2 separate regions of the Homo sapiens genome follow, and region 1 is linked to region 2. A link is an interaction called in ENCODE POLR2A ChIA-PET data of the cell type or tissue named here. Cell type or tissue: MCF 10A. All regions are shown on one strand. Each heading gives the region's core, and the rest is flanking DNA. Links, peaks and the distances in the headings are about the cores only.

Region 1 (4,000 bases), core at 1-4,000, 130 kb after region 2:
CAATAACTTCAAAGTTCTCCAACTTCAAATGCTTTTAAAACTATCATTATAAAATCTTCTTACCATTTCATCATAGAACTCTGAAACCACTGTCTTTTTCCCCAGCATTGCATTGGTGTCTGATTGAAACAGCTTTAGCAAATGATACAGGGTTACCTGTGAAATAGAAACAGATGTCAAATCTGTGCAATGGTTTTTATCATCATAAGATACTGGCATTTTTTTAACTGAAATAGAGACTGGAATAAGTATATACATGTCAAATTCATGATCTTGTTTCAACTGCAACTTATTGCAGCAAATCACCCAAATTTTCTGTACCTTTATTTTCCTATTAGATCCATTCATATCTACCTAACATGAATACTCTTTAGAGGGTAATTAAGAATCTGTTCAAGAATCTCTAGAGAGGAAACTAAAAATAACACAAGATAAAGCTATAGAAATTAAACTGAGAAATCACTAAAACATGAATTCTTTTACTTACACAAGTGGATTAATTGTGACTGCTTTGAAGATTAGAGTTTACAAATTTACTGTGGGGAATGAAAAAGTTCAGTGAGGGCAAGATAATTTCTTTGGGGATCTATAAGATTATTACATAAATGACATAATAAATAAATAAAAAGTTGGTCAGTAATAATTCACTTTGGCAAGAGCAACATGTCTTCAAATACCTAAAAACAGGTATAGTAAGACATCAAAGGAAAAGCTTTGTAGCACAATGTGTGATTATTTCAGCAAAATAAAATCTAGTTCGGAAAACATCAGACTTCATGTTGAAGTTCTGAAAACCAGACCCCAAATAATTTTCTAAAAAGTTAGCTAGCATAATTGTAAGAGAATGGTACTCTTCAAAAAAGTCATGAAATAGGGAGCAAGGAAGGGTACACTGAAAAAGTCAGAAAATATAAAATTCCTTGCAACTGAATTTAAACAAGCACCATCAACTCCCCCTAAAGACAATCTAGCTCAATTAACAGAATGTCAGATTTCCCTGGACATGGCTCAGCAAGTGGAAATATCCTACTTAAAGGACATCTTCCAGGCTCAAGATGATGCACTAAGAATGTAGAAAGGGGAGGAGGGAAATGCACAGAATTCTACTAAAATAACAGCAAAATAAGAGAGCATGAATTACATATCAAATTATTTAAAGCAAATAATTTAACAAATTTCTGGAACAGACAGAAAGCAGATGAGTCTACCAAGAAGGATAATAAACAATGACACCAGAGAAAAACCACAACCTGAAAACTTAAGAAAACTGCCTAAGAGGTGTGAGCCAGAGCTCCCAGGAGCCCTACAGTGCTCCAAGCTCAGAACTGGCAAGTATCAAAGTCAAGAATGCTATGGGGTAGCTAGGCCTCTTGACTTTCTCTTCTCTCTCCATTCATAGACAAGAAAGCATATCTACCTTTAGTGCCTAGAATTTTTCTCCCCAACAATGAACTATGAAGAAAAAATAAGGACATTTCAGATGGGCAATATCTCTGAAAGTTTATTTCTCAGGCATCCTTTCTGAAAAAATTCCTTTGGCAAAATGAAAAAAAGAAACTTGGAAAGAGGACGAAAAAGGATCACCTATAATCAATCATTAGGCACTGAAAGATACTATCTGAAGCTGAGAAATCCAGTATTAGGGATTTAAATATATGAGATGCACAGGAGTGAGTAATTTCTAGAGGAATTGAGAACAGGTAACTGTTAAAAAGCAGTTTTCTTGGAAAAGAGGTCAAAGATGGGATAAAGATGTTATGGGCTGAATTGTGACCTCCCTGCAAAAGGTATATTTTGTTTGAGATGGGGTTTTACTATGTTGCCCAGGCTGGTCTTGAATTCCTGATCTCAAATGATACTCCTGCCTCAGCCTCCCAAGTAACTGGGACTATAAATGCAGGCAAAAGATACGAAGCCCTAATTCTCAGCACCTGTGGATGTGACATTATTTGGAAACAGGGTCTTTGCAGGTGTAATTACAATGAAGTCATTAGGGTGGACCACAATCCAATATGACTGGTGTCCTTCTAAGAGAAGAAGACACAGAGACCAGGGAGAAAGATAAGGCCATGTGACAATGGAGGAAGATATTAGAGATATGTTGCCAAAAGCCAAGGAACATCTGGGGCTGGAAGAGGCAAGGAAAGATGCTCCCCTAAAGGCTTTGGAAAAAACATGGCCAACACCTTGATTTCAGACTTCTAGCCTTCAGATCTGTGGGAATAAATTTCTGTTGTTTTAATCCACCCAGTTTATGGTACCAGAAAACTAACACAGAAGACTTACACTTATTTCAAAAATCTTCTCTTAAAACCATGTGCACAACTGACTTTTACAATTAAGAAATTCTTACAATTACATTGTAAAACTGTCCTTCCCTAAATTTATTATTCAGACTTCCAGAGGCATTCATGCGGATATAGGCAATAAAAACATTTCAAGACAGATGTCTGTAATTTTGAGTGGTGTTTGAAAATTCTTAGAACAATGAAACTGCCTATACTTGCCTAGAAATCCCTATTTCTAGGAATGAAAACTCAATTTGACATTTTGCTTTTAGAAACAACCATTCTTTTTATAGTGGCTTGATCTGTATAATAGGTTACTGGGTAGCAGAAGTAAATCACAAGTTGTCTTCCAACCAACTTGTCTTTCTTAGATATTTTAAATAAACCTTCACTGGACATTTTCTGTAAGAGCTAACTATTGAAAAAGTACAATAGTTTAATAATACTAAAAAACCCTATAATATTTTTTAGAGAATAAAATTCAGGCCTATGTAAATCTATATGGGAATCTATTAAACAGATTAATCACTATAGCAGTGCAATAGGTTATATACCTTTCTAAGAGTGACTTCAAGAGCTGTCTCATAATGAGGTTACAGGGTACAATGATTTCTTTCATAGATTTATTTTCCAACTGGGGATAAGGGGTAACAGATGAGGAGACAGGGAGGTAAGGCAGCATATTCTCAAAATAAAAATGAAAACCCAGCAATCTTACAAAGTTAAAAAGAGCTTCTACTCTAGTAACATATGAGCTGCTTCTCTCTCCCTCTCAACATCTGCTAAATTCTATGCTCTCTTTTCCCTAATAAACTATTCTCATTAAGGTCAGTGTCTCATTTTTGTATCCTTCTCAATCCCTTAAACAATATCTTACAAATAGCAGATATAATATTTAATAATTTCTTGACCGGTCATGGTGGCTCATGCCTGTAATCCCAGCACCTTGGGAGGGCAAGGCGAGAGGAATGCTTGAGCCCAGGAGTTTGAGATCAGCCTGGGCAACATGGCGAGCCCCTATCTCTACAGAAAATAAAAAATTAACTCAGCATGGTGGCATGCATCTGTGGTCCCATCTACTGGGGAGGCTGAGGCAGAGGACTGTTTGAGGCCAGGAGGTGGAGGCTGCAGTGAGTTGTGTTTATGCCACTGTACTCCAGCCTGGGCAGCAGAGTGTAACTCTGTCTCAAAAGAAAAAAAAAATTATTGCCAAACAAAATATAACATGAGTGTGTTTTCCTGAAGGGCAACACAGATGGTAGGAGATCTAAAAACTTCATCACATGAAAACACAAAAAATGTTTAAATGAGCTATGGATGCTTACTCATGAGAAAAGAAAACTAAGGTAGGAATAGTAATCAGTAAAAAGTTCAGGGAAGCGTAACGAAGTACAGCTTTCTTAAAACTAAAACTACCCCAACCTTGAATAGGATGTTTTACTTAGTGACATAAGTTAATTCTCCATATTGGAGATATGCAAGCCCAAACTAGATTCTCATTTGAGATATTGCCTAAATAAATTCCTACGTAGGAAGAAAAGAGTAAGTCTACGTCATTGGGTCCCAATTCTCATTGTGCATCAAAATCACCTGGGGTGCTGGCCCCATTCCAAACCTACTGAATCAGACTCTCCAAAAGGTGAGGCCTAGGAGCTTGAATTTTTAAAAAGCACCTCACAAAAATTAATAAATAAATAAGCAAGCACCTCAGG
Region 2 (5,288 bases), core at 799-4,798:
AATACAATACAATACAAATTAGCCCAGCATGGTGGCATGTGCCTGTAGTCAGTTCCTGCTACTAAGGGAGGCTGAGGTGGGAAGATCACTTGAGCCTAGGGGTTTGAGGCTGCGCTAAGCTGTGATCACACCACTGTACTTCACCCTAGGTGACAGAATGAGACCCTGTCTATGGGGGATTAGGCTTCTACCACCAGATGCACAACTGTAAGCAACTTAAAAAGTGGGGAACTGGAAATAGTTGTCCATTTATTTCCATCAGGTTGTAATTCTACTTTGAGAAAGAAGGAAAAGTTATTTGTGTTTTTAAAGTTATCATAATGCACATTTTATGTTTAAAGCATACATTAAATAAAAAGAACATTATTAAATTATAATAATCTATGAGAAAAAATATATTTTTTATAATGGGATGCAACTGTTAACATAGCAGACTTATGTTATTTTCCCTCTATAATGTATATAAATATTCCTTGACTTGTGAAGGGATTACATCCCAATAAATCTATTGTGACGCCAAAAAATCAAAGGTAGCACCATTGTAAATCAGGGATCATCTGTACTTTGTTTTATTTGGTGTTCTTAAATAAACTCTCACTTCAGTCTCCTGGTTCTATGCTTTAAATTCCCTTAAAAACTTTTTATTTATTTTTTTAGATGGAGTCTCATTCTGTCACCCAGGCTGGAGTGTACTGGCATGATCTTGGCTCACTGCAACCTCCACCTCCTGGGTTCAAGCAATTCACCTGCCTCAGCTTCCCGAATAGCTGGGATTACAGGTGCCTGCCACCACACTGCATTCATTTCCCTCATATTTATAATTACCAGGCTGTATCTATTAATTTGCTTGCTGCTTGTCTCACTCATCGGAATGAAAGCTCCATCAGAACAGAGAGATGTCTCCTGTTCTCTGTTGAATACTTAGCACCTTAAAAACTGTCAGGTACATAGGCATGCAATAAACATTCTGTGTTTTTAGTAGAGACGGGGTTTCACCTTGTTGGACAGGCTGGTCTCAAATTCCTGACCTCAACTGATACACCCACCTCGGCTTCCCAAAGTGCTGGGATTACAAGCATGAGCCACCGGGCCCAGCCAAATTTTAAAAATCTGTAAAAGCAATTTAATACTAATTTTCATTTGGGATTTAAAAAATAAAAGCACTGGTGTTGTTCTCATTTCTATAAAATGGCTAAACTCTGCACCCCAGGGGTGATGTAGGGCATGAGAACCTACCCTTCCACTCTGCTTTCTTCTCCAAGCCATCATTCCCCATCTTACTCCTAGCACTGAAGAGGTAAATGCAAAGACACTATTTCACAACTTCAGCAGTTCCTACCAACTACTGCCCAAACTCCTCTCCACAGCCCAAAAGAATCTCCATTACCACCACGTAGAAGCTCATGGTCTCTGGTGATAGACAGATGTACAAAGGAGGGTTGCTAATGCTCCTCTTCACACACCACACACAAGAGGCGACTGCATCACTTACTGGCAGCCATGCAATGGGGACTGTCAGTAGTAGGCAGAATTCTAAGATCCAAAATCCCTGCTCCATGATGTATATACCCTGTAAAATCTCTAGGACTATGAATATGATGGGATTTTACTTTCATGATCAGGCTAACTTTAAGAAAATGGGATTATCCAGCTGGATAATCCTGAACTAACCTCAAAAATCCTTCAAACGTGGGTCTAGAAGACAGAAGTCAGAGAGACTGGTCGGTGAGAGATTAGACAAAAACGATATTCTCCATAGCTGGCTTTCAAAATGGAGGGGGGGCATATGGCAAAGAATAAAGGCAGCATCTATAAGCTGAGAGTGGCTCCCAGCTGACAGCCAACAAAGAAACAAGACGTCAGTCCTACAGCTGCAAGGAACTCAGTTCTGCCAATAATCTGAATGAGCTTAGAAGTGGATTCTTTGCCAGAGCCTATAGACAAGAAATCATCCCAGCTGACACCTCGATTTCAACCTTGTGATATCCTGAGCAGAGAATCTAGCCACATGTATCCAGATTTTTGATGTATAGAACTGTGGGTGCCACTGAATTTATGGTAATTTGTTATGTAGCAAAATTAATAAGGGACTCCTTGGAGGGAAAGGCTGTAGGCGGCAGCTGCTGCTGATGCTGATGCTGCTGCTGCTGCTAGAGTAGGTAGATTTACTTCTAGCTTCAGCAACACTTCCAACAGGAAGACCAGAGGCAGACTATAAATTTGCCTGGAAACTAAAGAAAGGTCATCATAATGGGGTACATAGCTTTGAAACCACACTGCATTCATTTCCCTCATATTTATAATTACCAGACTGTATGTATTAATTTGCTTGCTGCTCCTCTCACTTATCATAATGAAAGCTCCATCCGTACAGAGATTATGTCTCCTGTTCTCTGCGGAATACTGAGCACCTTAAAAAATGTCTGACACATAGGCATGCAATAAATATTTGCTGGATAAGCTGTCATCAACCAAAAATCACAGTGGCCGGGCATGGTGACTCACACCTATAATTCCAGCACTTTGGGAGGCTGAGGTGGGAAGACCGCTCGAGCCTCGGAGTTTGACACCAGCCTGGGCAACCAGTGAGACCCCAACTCTATAATAAAAAAAAAATTAAAAATTAAAAAAATCACAGTAAACTGTGTTATATATAAGATTTCTTGGAATAACTACATTATCAACTGGAAAAGCTGCATTCAGTGAAGTCCATTCTAATAAATGATGTCCCTTTAATACAAAAGATAGGTGTTAGCCAGGTGCAGTGGTTCACACCTGTAATACCAGCACTTTGGGAGGCCAAGGTGGGCAGATCACTTGAGTTCAGGAGTTCAAGACCAGCCTGGCCAACACGGTAAAACCCCGTCTCCACTAAAAATACAAAAATTAGCCGGGCGTGGTGGCAGGTGCCTATAAACCCAGCTACTCAGGAAGCTGAGGCAGAAGAATTGCTTAAATCCAGAAGGCGGAGGTTTCAGTGAGCCGAGATCATACCACTGCACTCCAGCCTGGGTGACAGAGGGAGGCTCCATCTCACAAAAAAACAAAAAAAACAAAACAAAAAAAACAGATAGGTGTTTCTCCATACAGTTGTTTCACACATGCTTCCACAGATGTCTACGCTAATGCTGTCTAGTAAAGAATGCTTGTAACCTGGAAAATATATCAACAACAATAGAATGGTGTTTTAATAAACAATATGATAATGAAATCCCAACATCAACTGATTAAGATGGGGAATTTACTTTCAGGTAATACAGCCAATTCATCACCTCTTTCCACACAACCGTCCACACCCTCCAGAGTTCGAGAATCCTGATATGCTTGAAGAAACTGAGAACCAGAAAAATCTCCAGATGAGCAGTGGAGCATATTTCTACAGTGAATCTAACACTTAACATCTAATTTGTTTGTTATGCTAAACTGAATGTTGCTCAAAATTAAGTTTAAAAGCCCTAATATAATGCAAAAGAAATATGTTAACAATTATACCTTCTACTGAATACAATTTCTGGCACATTCAAGAGCAGATAACAGCAAGAGATATCTAATTCTAATACATCTCTTCTGCTAGAAACAATTATTTCTATTCCAAACTTCAACATGGTACATGCCAAAATGATTCACTGGTTGGTCGGGAGTCACGAATGTCTTTCCACCCCCACAGAATCACTGTTAAAAATGGTGGTTAGGTGCCATGAGCAGTCTGTACTTCAGGTACATTACAGAGCTTTGTGTCCTGGCAATTACACTACGTATTTATTTATATCTTGTCTCATTCTTTTAAAGGGGGAGGGGGGAGGTTGTAATCATCATATGTAGCAATACAATGATTTTTTTTTTTTTAAGGATGGCAATTCCTAAACAAGTCTTTTTTCAACAGAAAAAGTTCATCTTAAATTGGGACCATCTCAATTCAGCTTGAAAAGAAGGCAGGGAAAGCACATACATTCCCCTTAGATATTCTTTAAAATTAATTTTATAATGTAGAAAACAACAAAGTACTATTATGCATAATCCACAGAAAAGTAGAATGATTTAATCAGCATAAATTTAAAGAACTTCCAAAAATGTGTTCAGAATTAAGGGACAAATTTTCATTTTAAGGATAACAAAAACACAAGTAAACCATTAATACATTCATTCCTCCCCCATCCACCAAAAGTAAAAAGAACTTCACATCTGTGACCAGTGTTGGTTCATACCTTTGTATATGACTCACAAAACTATTCCTCAAAATTATTCCCTATCCCTATTATATATAATCACATTCCCTCAAAGTAGGATCTAAAAAGGGGTGGAATTCTTCCTTTTTAGAGACAGTTCATATATAAAAAGATGACAGTCTAATTCACGTTTAAGCCTGTATCTACAAATGTCATTTACTGAATTATTATGGTTGAATTAAATAAGCCTGCTAAGACTCAATCATAAGACCAGAATCATAACCAAAAGAAATGTTCTAATAGATACTATATTTGAAATCTAAGAATGCATTTTCTTCATCATTGTTAGGCACCTTGTCCACATTTTCATTTACTAATTTATATTCTAGATAAAACTTCCTAACACACTGAGAAGGTATTTTATCAATTCCTCTCTATTCCCACTGCCAATTCCTCTTCCCTCTACCATACCTTGATGCTCCCCACTTTAGGATGTGTGGGATGTATGCCCACTTTAGGTAGAATGTATACAATAACCAATCATGTCATGAGAAAGTTAATAGCTTTTCAATCCCTCAAGCCTTCTAATTACAAGATCTTAGTATCTTCATGTCGTTTGTTGTTGTTTTTTGTTTTTTTTACTGGGCAGATTTAGGCTCAGAGAATTTAGCAGGTAACAGCATCTATCTAAAAGTTAATACCATTATTTCGTTGTTATTTTAATGTTGCCATTGCCAACTATTCAAAGCCAGTGATACTAGTTTTCCATTTACGGTACCAATATAAAATTTCTCTTTAAATAAATGTATTTAAGGAAAAGAGTCATTTAAAGATATTAAGGAAATAACTGAATCTTGGAATGGCCCTCAAAAAAACTGAAGTGTCAGAAACACTACTCTGACCAGAATTGTGGCCATTTTAAACTCAATTTTTTCTCCACATTTTCTGGCTTATTTGATGACCCCAAATTCTCAACTAAGCTCCAGATTCCAACTTGGGATACTATACCAGCACATCAAATTCAACACCATTTTCTTCTGGATCATCCCCCACCCCCACCCTACTCCAACTTCACCATCAAAACCTAGCTAGATTCTCCTATATAACCATTCACACAATCTA

Evidence for each region. ChIA-PET counts read pairs that join two places held together with the same protein. Peaks named below come from ENCODE experiments on the same cell type or tissue, not always from the same donor. Only the 100,000 strongest peaks of a DNase experiment are listed, where the experiment ranks them.
Region 1: POLR2A ChIA-PET joins it to region 2 with 5 read pairs; 7 of 35 experiments call an interaction of 5 or more read pairs at or near these places.

The regions. Positions count from the first base shown.
Region 1 is chr12:69,366,862-69,370,861 of GRCh38, reverse strand. YEATS4 (YEATS domain containing 4) reads right to left here. Exons shown (of 7, transcript NM_006530.4): 5 at 64-156. Among named protein-coding and RNA genes, the nearest start is that of YEATS4, 9.1 kb to the right of the region's middle. In MCF 10A, for the core only: no CTCF peak of the experiment used is centred there; a DNase peak (open chromatin) is centred at 3,881.
Region 2 is chr12:69,499,731-69,505,018 of GRCh38, reverse strand. The region is part of intron 1 of FRS2 (fibroblast growth factor receptor substrate 2); the gene reads right to left. Among named protein-coding and RNA genes, the nearest start is that of SNORA113, 13 kb to the left of the region's middle. In MCF 10A, for the core only: no CTCF peak of the experiment used is centred there; a DNase peak (open chromatin) is centred at 2,478.